Regions from separate parts of the Homo sapiens genome. Here region 1 is linked to region 2. A link is a contact called in ENCODE Hi-C or POLR2A ChIA-PET data. All regions are on one chromosome and are shown on one strand. Each heading gives the region's core, a stretch centred on a gene start or an enhancer-like site at or near the end of the contact. The rest is flanking DNA. Distances are from core to core; before and after follow the strand shown.

Region 1 (6,356 bases), core at 932-3,431, 140 kb after region 2:
CCCTTTTATTTATAATGCAGATATGTTTTAATAATGTACATGCCCTTTGAACTTAGCATTTACACTTCTCAGAAGTCTTCAGCCTGAGCAACATAGCTGGGGACTCTTGACTCTACATTAGCCAGGTGTGGTGGTGCATGCCTTGTAGTCCCAGCTGCTTGGGAGGCTGAGGTGGGAGGATCTCTTGAGCCCAGGAGTTCAAGGCTGCAGTGAGTCATGGTTGTGCCACTGCATTCCAGCCTGGGTGACATAGTGAGACCCTGTCTCATAAAAAAAAAAAAAAAAAAAAAAAAAGGTCTTAAGTGCACAAAGTAGAATGTTTTTCAGTGTCACATTCTTTGTACAGCAAAATACTGGAAGTAACCCACATATCTATGAATAAGGACTTGATTGAATAAGATGGTCATCTGTGCAGTGGAATACCATCCAGCTAGGCATGGATAGATGTGCAACATACATTGTGAAGGAGAAAAAGTCAGTGGCAAACTGTAGTATCCTAGCCCCCTTTTTTGTTGATAGGTAATGCCTGGCTAGGAAATGAATATACATTGAACTGTTAGCAACCATCTCTAGGCAGTGGGATTGTGCCCTTTAATTTTTATGCTATTTCTGTAATGTGTACCTTTTTTTACACTGAGAGTTTTGTTTTGTGATCAGAAGAAACCTTTTCTTTCTTTGTTTTGTTTTTTAATGAGAAAGGTGTTTAAAAGTCTATGTGACCTGGGGAACCATTCTCAAATTTCAGTTTTGCCAGGGCTAGAGCCCAGCCTTTCAAGGCAGGAGAACAGTTGCTGGAAAGAAATTGCACCCAGCTGTTAGGCCTCTGGCAAGCAAAGCCGCACCAGTACTTTGTAGCGGCATTCTCCACCCAGCTGGGAGGGTTTGGTTGTTTCTTCTTCAGTAGAAGGGTGTATTTTAAGGATCTTAAGCAGGATTTTTCAATTTTGGCACTATTGGCATCTCAGACCAGATAATTATTTGTTGTGGAAGCTGTCCTGTGCAGTGTAGGGTGTTAGGCAGCATCCCTGGCCTCTACCCACTAATGCCAGTAGCACTCATGCTCCCTTCCCCCAGTTGGGATAGCCAGAGATGTCTCCAGATGTTGTTGCCAAATGGCTTCTGGGGAACAAAATCATCCCTGGTTGAAAACCATGAATCTAACACTTCATCCCTCCTAATCTTGCAGAACACCAAAGCCTCTTTTCTTGAAAAAAGAGTTAACACCCACTGGCCTGTTGTAACTTAAAGAAGTAGTTTGGTGGCCGGGCACGGTGGCTCATGCCTGTAATCCCAGCACTTTGGGAGGCCGAGGTGGGCGGATCACCTGAGGTCAGGAGTTCAAAACCAGCCTGGCCAACATGGCAAAACCCTGTCTCTACTAAAAATACAAAAAATTAGCCGGGCTTGGTGGTGGGCACCTGTAATCCCAGCTACTTGGGAGGCTGAGGCAGGAGAATCGCTTGAACCTGGGAGGCGGAGGTTGCAGTGAGCCAAGATGACACCGCAGCACTCCAGCCTGGGCAACAAGAGTGGAACTCTGTTTAAAAAAAAAAAAAAAAAGTAGCTTGGCATCTTGGAGGAAAAGTACAAATTGGAAAGGCCTTTTTAGACTCAAATACATATTTTTAGGGGAAATATGTTTGGTACTGAATAAAGGTCATTTCATTTCTTAAAAAAAAACAGTAGGTTGAGTAAATTAAGTTATCCTTTGTTCAGAAGTTCTTTGCCATTATCCACAGGCAGAAAATCTGGTAATTAAACTGGGGGTATGACTACAAGATTTTCTTAGACCAGTAAGGAAATAACAAATCTCAATGTGCCTGGTGTGTTGTCGACACTCAAGATACTGGTTAGTCTGCATCTCACGAGTTGACAGGGGGCATCGAGGCTGTCTTGTTAGGGGGAGTTTGCAGCCTTCTGCATCTGGGAACAGTGTGTGTCTCTAAAGCCAACTGGGGAGAGAGCTTCTGAGGACAAATGGTCCTGAGGCAGTTTCTGGAAAACCCATTATTGAAGCCATAGGCTGTGGTCTAAGTACGCATAGCCAGTGGGATAATGTTATATTGCAGAGTTATTTGAGTAGTTCAATTTAAGGAAGGTGCTTTGTTTAGAAGTTATTATAAGTTAAATAAGGAAGTAACCTTCAGTTTGCAACTAAAAATAGAAACTGCCACCACCATTTGAGTGTCAGTTGCAGCAGAAAAGAAGAAGGTGTAAAACCACAGACCCAGCCTAGATTCTTAACAAAAACCAGTGGTTCTAAACTCTTGTCAGATCTATTACCCTTTGCATAACTAATATTTTATAATACCTCTTTTATAATGCTGAGGTGAAATTCATAGATAATTCACACAATTTCAAAGAAAATATAATGATCCAATATAAATGACAAAGGAAAAATACGAATACATTTCCATATATAAGTGCTGGCTGGGCATGGTGGCTCGCACCTGTAATCCCGGCACTTTGGGAGGCTGAGGCGGGCAGAACACTTGAGGTCAGGAGTTTAGGATGAGCCTGGCCAACATGGAGAAACCCGTCTCTACAGAAAATTTTTAAAACGTTAACTGGGGCGGGGCGCAGTGGCTTACACCTGTAATCACAGCACTTTGGGAGGCTGAGGCAAGTGGATCACTCGCCATCCTGGCCAACATGGTGAAACCCCATCTCTACTAAAAATACGAAATTAGTACAAGATAGAAAAATTAGTCAGCTGTGGTGGCACCCACCTGGGTCCCAGCTACTCAGGAGGCTGAGGCGGGAAAATTGCTTGAACCTGGGAGGTGGATCTTGCAGTAAGCTGAGATCATGCCACTGCACTCCAGCCTGGGCAACAGAGGGAGACTCCGTCTCAAAAAAAAAAAAAAAAATGAAAAAATAAAAAGTTATCTGGGCATGGTGGCACACACCTGTAGTCCCAGCTACTGAGGAGGCTGAGGCAGGAAGATTGCTTAAGCCATGGAGGTTGAGGCTGCAGTGAGCCATGATCATTCCACTGCACTCCAGCCTGGGTGACAGAGTGAGACCCTGTCTAAAAAAAAATAAAAAGTAAATTCTCAGGCATAGCTACATAAAAGAAATAATGAAGTAGTTAGATGCTTGTACCTATACATAGAATCACCTTGAATATGACAGCTCCAAATGCGTACTGATACAGTTGTGTTGTCTTGACAACTCAGATACCATGGCTGACTGCTGTCAGTCATGATTTTTCTGAAAGTGGTAAGCAACTCTTGGTAAAAATTTCAAACAAACAATTAGAATCTTTTTTTTTTTTTGGACAGGGTCTCAGTCTGTTGCCCAGCCTGGAGAACTTTTTTATTTACTCAGTTGTGATCCTGGGAAATGTAAGTATATTAATATGCAGAAAAGTATTTGTTTGATATGTAAAACCAAGTTACAGTCTAGGCTCAGATAATCATAAATAGTTTTTTCCACCTTCATGAATGTCCAGCAGGATGTTTGTAATGTGAAGCAATTCTTGTTAAGAATCCCACTCTGCACAGTGGCCCGTGCATGCTCATATCAGTAATACTCCTGATCAGTATGATAACCAAAAATGGCCCCAGAGATTTCAGTGCACCCGCTGAGAACTGCTGACAGATCAAATGACTCTGGGACACCTGGAGTCCTAAGAAGTGAAACCTCCACAATGCAGGACAGACCTGGCTCCCTATGGTCTTCCTTCCTTCCTTCACCTCCTTCCCCCTACTTTCCTTACCTCCCTACTAAAAAGTAGTTCTTTTAATGAACTGCTACTGTATGTTAGGCAATTTACATTCTTGCATATTCTATACAAGTAATGTCTCTTTCTCAGTCACGTTACAACTGAGGCTAGATTCAACAGACTATCCTGATATCAACGTTGAAAGACTCCTGGTTCCAAAGAGTTTTATAGCATTGGTGTTAGACAATCCTCTTTTGGTTTTTTTAAAGAAAATTTAAAAAAATTAATTCAGCATAATTTCCATAAGGACTCCCTGGCTGCTGCTGGCCAAATTGGGGAGGAGTCCCTGGCAGCCACAGCCAGGCACTGGTGCCTTATCTTGTTCAGCACACACTGGGTCTCTCTCCCTAGTTCCAGGCCCCTTGCCCTCGCTTCTCTACTCATCTGGGATAGAAATGCACCTCCAGGCCTCTGAAGAGAAACTACCTTTTCCCTCTTTCAGCCAAAAGGGCTCAAGCCAGCACTCGCTTTGTATGTCCTAGAAGATGAGCATGCTTCCCTCTGGCTCTCTATAGCAGTGCTCTAATGGGACAAAGTCACTGTGTGCTCTTGCTTTCTCTCCTGGTCTTTGTGCGTGATAGTCCCTCTCTCTAGAACCCTCTTCCTCCTCCTCATTCCTCTGAGCTAATGTATTCGTTCTTCTGTTCAGCCTTGACATCACTCCCTCAGTAAATTTCTGACCATTCCCAAGCCTGGATTAGCTGTGTCTTCTGCATGCACCCTGTAATCTGGAATGATCATTGGTGGCACTGATTACACTGCTTTATCATTGCTTGCTGTTTGTACCACCTGCTCAAAAAAGAAAAACATATAAAGGTTAAGGATACAGGCTCTGGAACCTTTGATGTGATTAAGTAATTTGCTCAAGATTGTACCAATAATAGAGAGTGGGGCTGTGAGGACTAAATGAGTTAAGACATGAAAAACCCTGAGTATACAGTAAATGCTAAATACTGGCTTAAGGCTGCATGTCATCGAAGACAGATCATGTCTTGTTCACTGTGGTGTCCCTGTCACCTAGCTTGGTACCTGGCACACAGTAGGCATTCAGTCCTTATTGACCGAGTCCATAAATGACTGTCAGCTTTTAATCCCTTGCAGATCACCTTGTCTTTTGCTTCCTGTTTTTACAATCAATAGTCTTTAGAAGCAAAGATCATTTAAAGAAAAACCAAATATGTAGGGGTTATCTGCCTTGCCTAAGAAATGGTGCTGTGTGGAATTTCCTTGTTTAAGAAGAGATACGTGTTAGAAGAATTGGCTTCTGATTCTCTTTGCTGTGTCTTGCTGTGTAATTCAAGTTGGCTGCACAGCAATTTAATGAATTAGAACAAGAACCAAAAGATTATTGAAAGTGGCTGATGGCCATAATCTAGATAATTCCTACTGTGTCCCCATCCATCTGCCACTTTAAAATGAAAATAGCAAGGCAAAAGAAAGATAATTGGAAGGCATTATGGTGTCTTGCACCCTCATTCAGCCATTCTACAAATATCTATTAGGTACCTTCCATCTGTCAGGCACTGGGAATATGGGAAAGAATAAAAGTCAAATTCCTGTCCCCATGGAGTTGTTCGTTGTTTTCATGGGAAAAGGCAGTGGTAAACAATGACTGTACCATCTCGCTGGCACCCCTAGAACAGAACATCTAAGCACCTGTTGCTGGAGGCCATTTCTGGGCCGGTGCACCTTTGATCCACCTCCCTGGCACTCAACTGACAGACAACAGGATTTCTCGTGGCGTCCAGGGCTGCATGTCCTCTTGGGTTACCTCGACCTGATCAGCTGGCTCCACTGTGTGTTTCCAGTGTGAGGTGTGAGGTCACCATCCGCTGCCATTACACAAAGACCCATTTCCCCTGGGCCATTGCTCAAGTATGACAGAGCTGATTGTCCTGTATGGAAACTCAGCCACTCACAGCTCTGCCCAGTGAGACAGGCAATGACTATCTGATCATGGTTGCTGACACAGTGCTTGTGGTGGGGAGTGTCCCTATCTGGAGGCAAACAGCCGAGTGGCTGCTGTGCCCTCAACAAGCCCCACCCTGCTTCACGGTGAGGAAACAGCCCCCACCCAACCAGTCCTCTCCCCAGCCTCCAGTTGAGTCAGGTGCCCCCCTCCAAGTGTTTATGTAATTTGTGCTGATCTTACCAGGGTCAAAGCACTTACCACATTACTTTGTCTAACTATTATTCTTTCATGACACAAAACATATTTATTGTTGAAAATGTTTAAATGTAGTAGGTAACATCTATTATCCCACTACCTGGAAATAATAGCTGTTGACAGATTGGCATAACTCCAAGAAATTTTTTTAAATCTGGAAAACATCGCTTTTAAAACTCATTATTATTCAGTGATCTGTGTCAATAAATGGCATTGAAACAGCTAGATAGACACTTTCCTCCTTCAGCCACAATCATTTCCAGACAGGTCAAAGATTTAAATGGAGAAAGGCTTTCAAAGCATGTCCCCAAACCTAGAAACCATGCAGGAAAAGGCAAATGAATTTGCCCGTGCAAAAACTGTAGAGCTTTCATACATTGGCGTCCATTTGGCAGGATTCAGTAAGGGCAGAAGCTGTACATAGCTGCGGTTCTAGGTAATTCTAGAACTTTCTAGAAGCTT
Region 2 (6,692 bases), core at 1,310-3,809:
CAGGAAGATGCTCGATGGCTCTCAGAGCTCAGCCTCAGTGCCTGAACAGGGTCTGATGACAGCAAGCACTGTCTGCATGTTTTACATCTCATGCATGCTTTGTTTTTCTGACCAGATTTTCCATCACTTTTCCAGGCTTTCTTGAGCAAAGACTGACTGTGCCTTCTCTCCAGAGAGTCAAAGCCATGTGAGTTTCCATAGCCACAGCCACAATCAACATGCAGACCCTCAGGCATCAATTGCTCCATGTACAGGGGGCTCCATGAAGTAGAATAGCAGATGATGAACACCTGCCCAGGCACTTGGGTCTTGGGGTAGAAGTGATGATTTTTGAACTCTTAAGTGACAGGCACCCATTAGCATCTAATTTAATTCTCACAATGGGCAAATTTGTCTTATCCCCACTTTCCAGATGAAGACTAGAACCTCAGAGAGCAAAATTAATTTGCCCAAGGTCACATACATCTAGGAAGCATGGAGTCAGGTTCAACCTCCCCTGACCATCTGACTCCAAAATCCAGGCTCTCTCCACGGCCCCATTGACTTCCTCTAAAAAGAATGCAATGCATTCATTTCTCTCTTTTACAATAACCCATTTTTAAAGCTGTTCGGGGAGCCTGGGCAAGGCAGGTCCTTAGAAAGCAGGGGGCAATGACAGAAACCTAATCTTGGAGAACACGGAAGCACAGTGGTACGAATAGGATGACCAGAAAGATGGAGTGGGGGACAGCCCAGCTGGCCACAGGCCTACTAGGGCTCATCACATCCCCTTTGCCATGGGTCAGGCCTGCCAATGCCTCAGGCTGAGGCTGTGGCCAGAAGGACCAGTAGGTTTTGCTGCAGCCACTGGAGGGAAATGAGTTCTAGACAGCAAGAAATTAAGTGAAATCTAAACACATATACACAGTTTGCATCTATGCCAGATAAAAAATAAAAACAAAGTGACCCTTGATGGCAGATTATTTTTGAGAGGTTCAGAGCCAGCCCCATATTTCTCTTTTCTGCAGTCCTAAGAAACTTTGAAGAAATAGGGACATTCTCAGGCAGAGTGAATCAAGAGCCCCCAGCGGGTTGGCGCACGGTGGCTCATGCCTGGAATCCTAGCACTCTGGGGGGCTGAAGTGAGAAGATCACTTGAGGCCTGGAGTTTGGACAACATAGTGAGACCCTGTCTCTGAAAAAAAAAAAAAAATCATAAGGCCTCCAGAGATAAGAGGTGGAGAGAAAACTCCACTCCCATGGAATGAAGAAGATGAATGAGTCTCATAGGTCTTTTCTGGTCCAGATTAGGAACTCAAGAGTATAGTCTGGGCAGCTGCCATGTGTAGGGCCAGGGGTCAGCAACATTCTCTGCTTGAGCCAGGGATTTGCAAGGGGCATGTCAAGGCCTCAGGGAGGGCTTCTCAGCATTCCTAGGGACATGCCTCCCTGTGGAGGGCCGCTGCACTGCATTGAGAGGTGTCACTGGCAGAACTGTGCTGCACAGATGAACAAGGTGGCAGCGGAAAACAAAATGAGTGCCATAGGCTACCTTTGAGGCAGACCTTCTGTTCAACAGGCTAAAATGCTAAAAATGGGCTTGCTCAGGGGTTGGAAATTCAATCGTCTGCCAAAACCCTCTCAAAACTTGGCCTTTCTATTCCCAGAATCAATGAGTGCATTTGGCACAGCCAGTCTTCCTCCAGTCTGCATTGCACGCACAAGTGGAATCCTGCTGTTAAGACAGCTCTGAGGCTGAACTGAAGCCCTTCTTCCTCCTTCCATCTACACATACCCTAAACCCTTTCAGTACTCCATGAAAGTCCCACTTCTGCCATCATTCTCCTTCTTGCAATATTTATGCCGCTTTTTAAAAATCGTCCTCATTCTGCACTCAATTTTCCTTGCACTGTGATTTAGTTTTTTTCTAGCCGTGCACATCTTGTCTCCCAAATTTACATTATGCTTATATACTGAATAAACAAAGTATGTCATAAAAAGTTAGTGGAACTAATCTCTGGAATCTCCATTTCCATTTCTTCTTCTAAAACTCTCCAAGTCTCTTTGGAGTCTCTTTGACTCCAAAGTTTTTGCATGCTTGTACAAAACACTCTTCTTCTGAACATAGCCCAAATTTCTCTGTCTATTAAGCAGTAGTGGAAAAGGCCAATGTGTCCGGAAGAAGCTCTGTGACAAACAAAACTTGGTCCACATAAAATGGTACAATGTAGTCTTATTCTAGACCAAACTTGTCCAACCTGAGGCCTGCGGGGCCACATGTGGCCCAGGACAGCTTTGGATGCAGCCCAACAAAAATTCGTAAACTTTCTTAAAACATTATAAAATATTTTAGCGATTTTTTTTTTTTTAGCTCATCAGCTATTGTTAGAATTAGTGCATTTTATGTGTGGCCCAAGACAATTCTCCTTCTTCCAGTGGGGCCAGGGAAGCCAAAAGATTGGACACCCCTGCTCTATACCCAGGCTCTCACCCCTGCCTAATCTTTCTGACTTGTATTACCTTTTACCTTATGCTTCACCACATATTTGCCCATGGACTATGACACTTTGTCTTTCCATGTGAAAGTTGACTGTTCATTCTGCTGACACATTCGTTTCTGACCATGGCTACACCTTTTACTATGTTTCTGCAGCAGAAGCTTGTCTTTGACCTCTGCCACTGTTTCTCTGGCGTCTGAATGCTGACTCATTCCCCGGGCAACCCCAGTTTCAATTCCGATAGCTCTCTGACATTTTGTCACTCTGCATAGTTGAGATGGGACACCTCTCAGGTTAGCCTGTTGTAATTTTATCTAGTCAGTTCAAAACTCATGAACATTGGGCCGGGCCCGGTGGTTCATGCCTGTAATCCCAGCACTTTGGGAGGCCAAGGCAGGCAGATCACTTGAGTTCAGGAGTTCAAGACCAGCCTGGCCAACATAGTAAAACCCCATCTCTGCTAAAAATACAAATGTTAGCTGGATGTCGTGGCGGATGCCTGTAATCCCAGCTACTCGGGAGGCTGAGGCAGGAAAATCACTTGAGCCTGGGAGGCGGAGGTTGCAGTGAGCCGAGATCGCGTCACTGCACTCCAGCCTGGGTGACAGAGCAAGACTGTGTCTCAAAACAAAAACAAAAACAAAAAACAAAACTCATGAACATTAGACTTATAAAATCTCATGCCTGCAATTAGACACTTTGCCTCTACAGTCTTTTCGACCACCATTCTCTCTATGTATGCTTAACACATGCCTAAACATTTAGTTTACTGACTCAGAATACCTGCAGAAAATCTGACCTAGATAATTTTCTCTTATACAAAAGTAGAACAATTATACATTCTCTAGGCTCTCCTAGACAAAGACCTGACACCCTGTCATGAAAGCCCCTTGCCATGCCCTTTTGAAGAAGCCAGGAAAATTTTTGCTTTGCTGCCAAGGTGTGTAGAGTTGTATTATTGCTTTTCCAGACTAGGTGTGAGAATGCATCTTCCCACAGGGGGAAAGCATTAGCAGATGATGGTAAGTTTACCAGAAATATTCTTTTTTGTTTGTTTGTTTGAGACGGAATCTCATTCTGCCACCCAGGCTGGAGTGCAGTGGCACCATCTCAACTCATTGCAACCTCTGTCTCCTAGGTTCAAGTGATTCTCCTGCGTCAGCCTCCTGGGTAGCTGGAATTACATGTGTGCGCCACAACACCCAGCTAATTGTTTTTTTTTTTTTCTTTTTTTTTGTATTTCTAGTAGAGATGGGGTTTTACCATGTTAGCCAGGCTGGTCTCAAACTCCTGACCTCAAGTGATCCACCCACTTCGGCCTTCTAAAGTGTTGGTATTACAGGCGTGAGCCACCACACTTGGCCAGTTTACCTAAAATATTCTTATCCTTTAGGTATGTTACATGGAAAGTGGGGTTTTGTGGGCTAATATACGGAAACCTCTCACATATTTCTGTAGAAAATGGCTTTCAAGTTCCACATTGACAAGTAACTTTTAAGACAAAATCTGAGCAAAAATTAAGGCAAGCATGGAATCCAAATTCATCCCAGAGGTCTTTCCCATTAAGCATAGCATTAAAACAGCAAGAAGATTAAACCCATTTAATTCCCTACTCTGAATATACATATGAATTGATATGAATATGTTTATGTATTAGAGATCAAATTGTATTTCAACATACCTGTTGTCTTCCTCCAGATTTATCCTGGATAATAGTCCTAGCAATAGCACCAGTAAACACACAAGATCTGAAAAATGAACTGACGACATTGCAAAGGCCGATGGCTATTAAATCCTGTAAAGAAACAGCAGATGCTTTAGGCCCCCGTTTTTGTTGAAGAATGCTGATTTTGAGTTGAAGGCATATGGTTTTTTTTTTTTATATGAAGATAGGGTTGTTTGCATCACTTGAAATAACAGATTGAAATATTATTAGAAGGCCGGATGAGGTGGCTCACACCTATAAGCTCAACACTTTAGGAGGCTGAGGCTGGTGGATCACCTGAGGTCGGGAGTTTGAGACAAGCCTGACCAACATGGAGAAACCCTGTCTCTACTAAAAATACAAAATTTGCCAGGCATAGTGGCGCATGCCTGTAATCCCAGCTACTCGGGAGTCTGAGGCAGGAGAATCGCTTGAACCTGAGAGACAGACGTTGTGGTGAGCCGAGATTGCACCATTGCACTCCAGCCTGGGCAGCAAGAGCGAAACTCCATCTCAAAAAAAAAAAAAAAAAAAAAATTAGAACAAAAGGATGGCACATCTGATTTTCTTGACTAAACCAAATCATCATTTTAGCTAGTCATCACAAGGAAAGTGCTTTTTCAAGGTGAGAAAATGAGACTCTGGCATTTTTATTCTCTTTCAAGTGATGACCAGGACTTAGGATGACAGGGAGAAGCACAATGCTATTCTCCCTGCCTTATGTGCTACCCTAAAGGTCAAATTGGGCTGGGTGCGGTGGCTCACACCTGTAATCCCAGCACTTTGGGAGGCTGAGGCAGGCAGATTGTGAGGTCAGGAGTTCGAGACCAGTCTGGCCAACGTGGTGAAACCCCATCTCTACTAAAAATACAAAAATTAGCTGGGCATGGTGGTGAGCATCTGTAATCCCAGCTACTCGGGTGGCTGAGGCAGGAGAATCGCTTGAACCTGGGAGGTGGAGGTTGTGGTGACCCAAGATCATGCCATTGCACTCCAGCATGGGTAACAAGAGCAAAACTCCGTCTCAAAAAAAAAAAAAGGTCAAATTGGAACACCTGTTGTTTCCATATTTCCCTCTTGAGTTCTAGGGAAAGGGCTAAAAGACAAAAACTATTTCTGGGAGGCCAACTGTATGGTATTAGAAGCCCTCGCTTTTTTTTTTTTTTTTTTGAGATGGAGTCGCCCAGACTGGAGTGCAGTGGCGCGGTCTCGGCTCGCTGCAAGTTCCGCCTCCCGGGTTCACGCCATTCTCCTGCCTCTGCCTCCCGAGTAGCTGGGAGCACAGGCGCCCGCCACCATGCCCGGCTAATTTTTTTTTTGTATTTTTGGTAGAGACAGGGTTTCACCGTGTTAGCCAGGATGGTCTTGATCTCCTGACCTCGTGATCCACCTGCCTTGGCCTCCCAAAGTGCTGGGATTACAGACGTGAGCCACTACTCCTGGCCCAACCCTGGCTTTTTATAAGACGTTCTGCAGCATTTCTTATTGCACCTCAGTATGTGGTTGGAGGACTTGGTAGAAAGAAAGCTAAAATTAAGAAAAGTGAAACTCTCCTAGCTTAACAACATGATGCCATAATTTTCTGGCCTCTCTGTATCATATCTGTTCTAGGGCAATAACACTCAGGTTAATTCAAGTGCCCTCAAAGTTAAGTATCCCTCACCTCTCAAAAATCCTTTGTGATTACTGTCCAAACCATGGTCCAAGTGGCTCTTCAGTTAAAAAAGACTCCTGCTTCATGTTGGCAGGAGGCTTTGATTAAAGAACAAAGAGTTAAGGATCAGAGGAAGTAGTAGTCCTCTCACCTGGTTGGAATTGACACTGTAATTGTGAAGACTGGCAATCTTCTTGCCCAGAAATATGAGCAGAAAGGAGCTCACCAAAGATAAGGAGAAGGCTTGTAAAATTATCTTGGGAAGAAGGCTGAAATCTGGTGTTACAGGAAGCAGAAAGCTGGAATAGAATAGTGGAATTATTTCTGGATAGCAGGAATCCTTTCTTGGTACCTCCGCCACTCTATTCTAACACTGGGCTGTCCTGATTCTTTTTTTTTTTTTTTTAATAACAATAGGGACAAGCGGAGTGATTGAGGCAGCAGCCTGCCAAAACTGCCAGCAAACCAAGCCAAGTTATGAAAGCCATTGAGAGAACATGTTGTTGTGTTTTGCAGTTCAATGTTTCTGCCAGGTAGCAATGGCAGTAAACAGAACAGGCCAAACATTAACGATTCACGAAAAATGGTTTCTTGATACTGTTTGAGGCCATACCAATAGGTGAACAATAGGTGGATATTTAAGGAAGAAATAATGCCTATTTTATAGAAACTCTTCCAGAAGTTGAAGATGAGGCAATACTTTCCAAATCTTTCTATAATGTCAACATACGGCTGGGTGCGGTGGCATATGGCTGGGTGCGGTGGCTCACGCCTGCAATCCCAGCACTTTGGGAGGCCGAGGTGGGTGGACCACTTGAGGTCAGGAGTTCGAGATCAGCCTGGCCAACATGGTGAA

The links. Hi-C counts contacts between places; a loop is a spot of excess contacts on that map. ChIA-PET counts read pairs that join two places held with the same protein, here RNA polymerase II (POLR2A). Pooled maps may share reads with other maps.
Region 1: a loop to region 2 is called in a pooled map, with 2.8 times the contacts of the local background. The contact joins two enhancer-like sites. A Hi-C loop is called at or near these places in 2 of 50 pooled maps. POLR2A ChIA-PET finds 5 or more read pairs at or near these places in 5 of 52 experiments (K562, PC-9, SK-N-SH and 2 more).

Annotation. Positions count from the first base shown.
Region 1 is chr6:36,113,075-36,119,430 of GRCh38, forward strand. It overlaps a transcript of MAPK14 not described here. Among named protein-coding and RNA genes, the nearest start is that of MAPK13, 14 kb to the right of the region's middle. RefSeq lists an enhancer at 2,164-2,243. Within about 2 kb of position 2,182, at least 6 of the 41 ENCODE cell types and tissues checked have a DNase peak (open chromatin) inside an H3K27ac peak, as active enhancers do.
Region 2 is chr6:35,971,217-35,977,908 of GRCh38, forward strand. SLC26A8 (solute carrier family 26 member 8) reads right to left here. Exons shown (of 20, transcript NM_052961.4): 9 at 5,988-6,135; 10 at 4,159-4,272. It overlaps LOC105375035 (a long non-coding RNA gene), which reads left to right. Exons shown (of 7, transcript XR_926747.3): 3 at 136-187. Among named protein-coding and RNA genes, the nearest start is that of SLC26A8, 50 kb to the right of the region's middle. Within about 2 kb of position 2,560, at least 4 of the 41 ENCODE cell types and tissues checked have a DNase peak (open chromatin) inside an H3K27ac peak, as active enhancers do.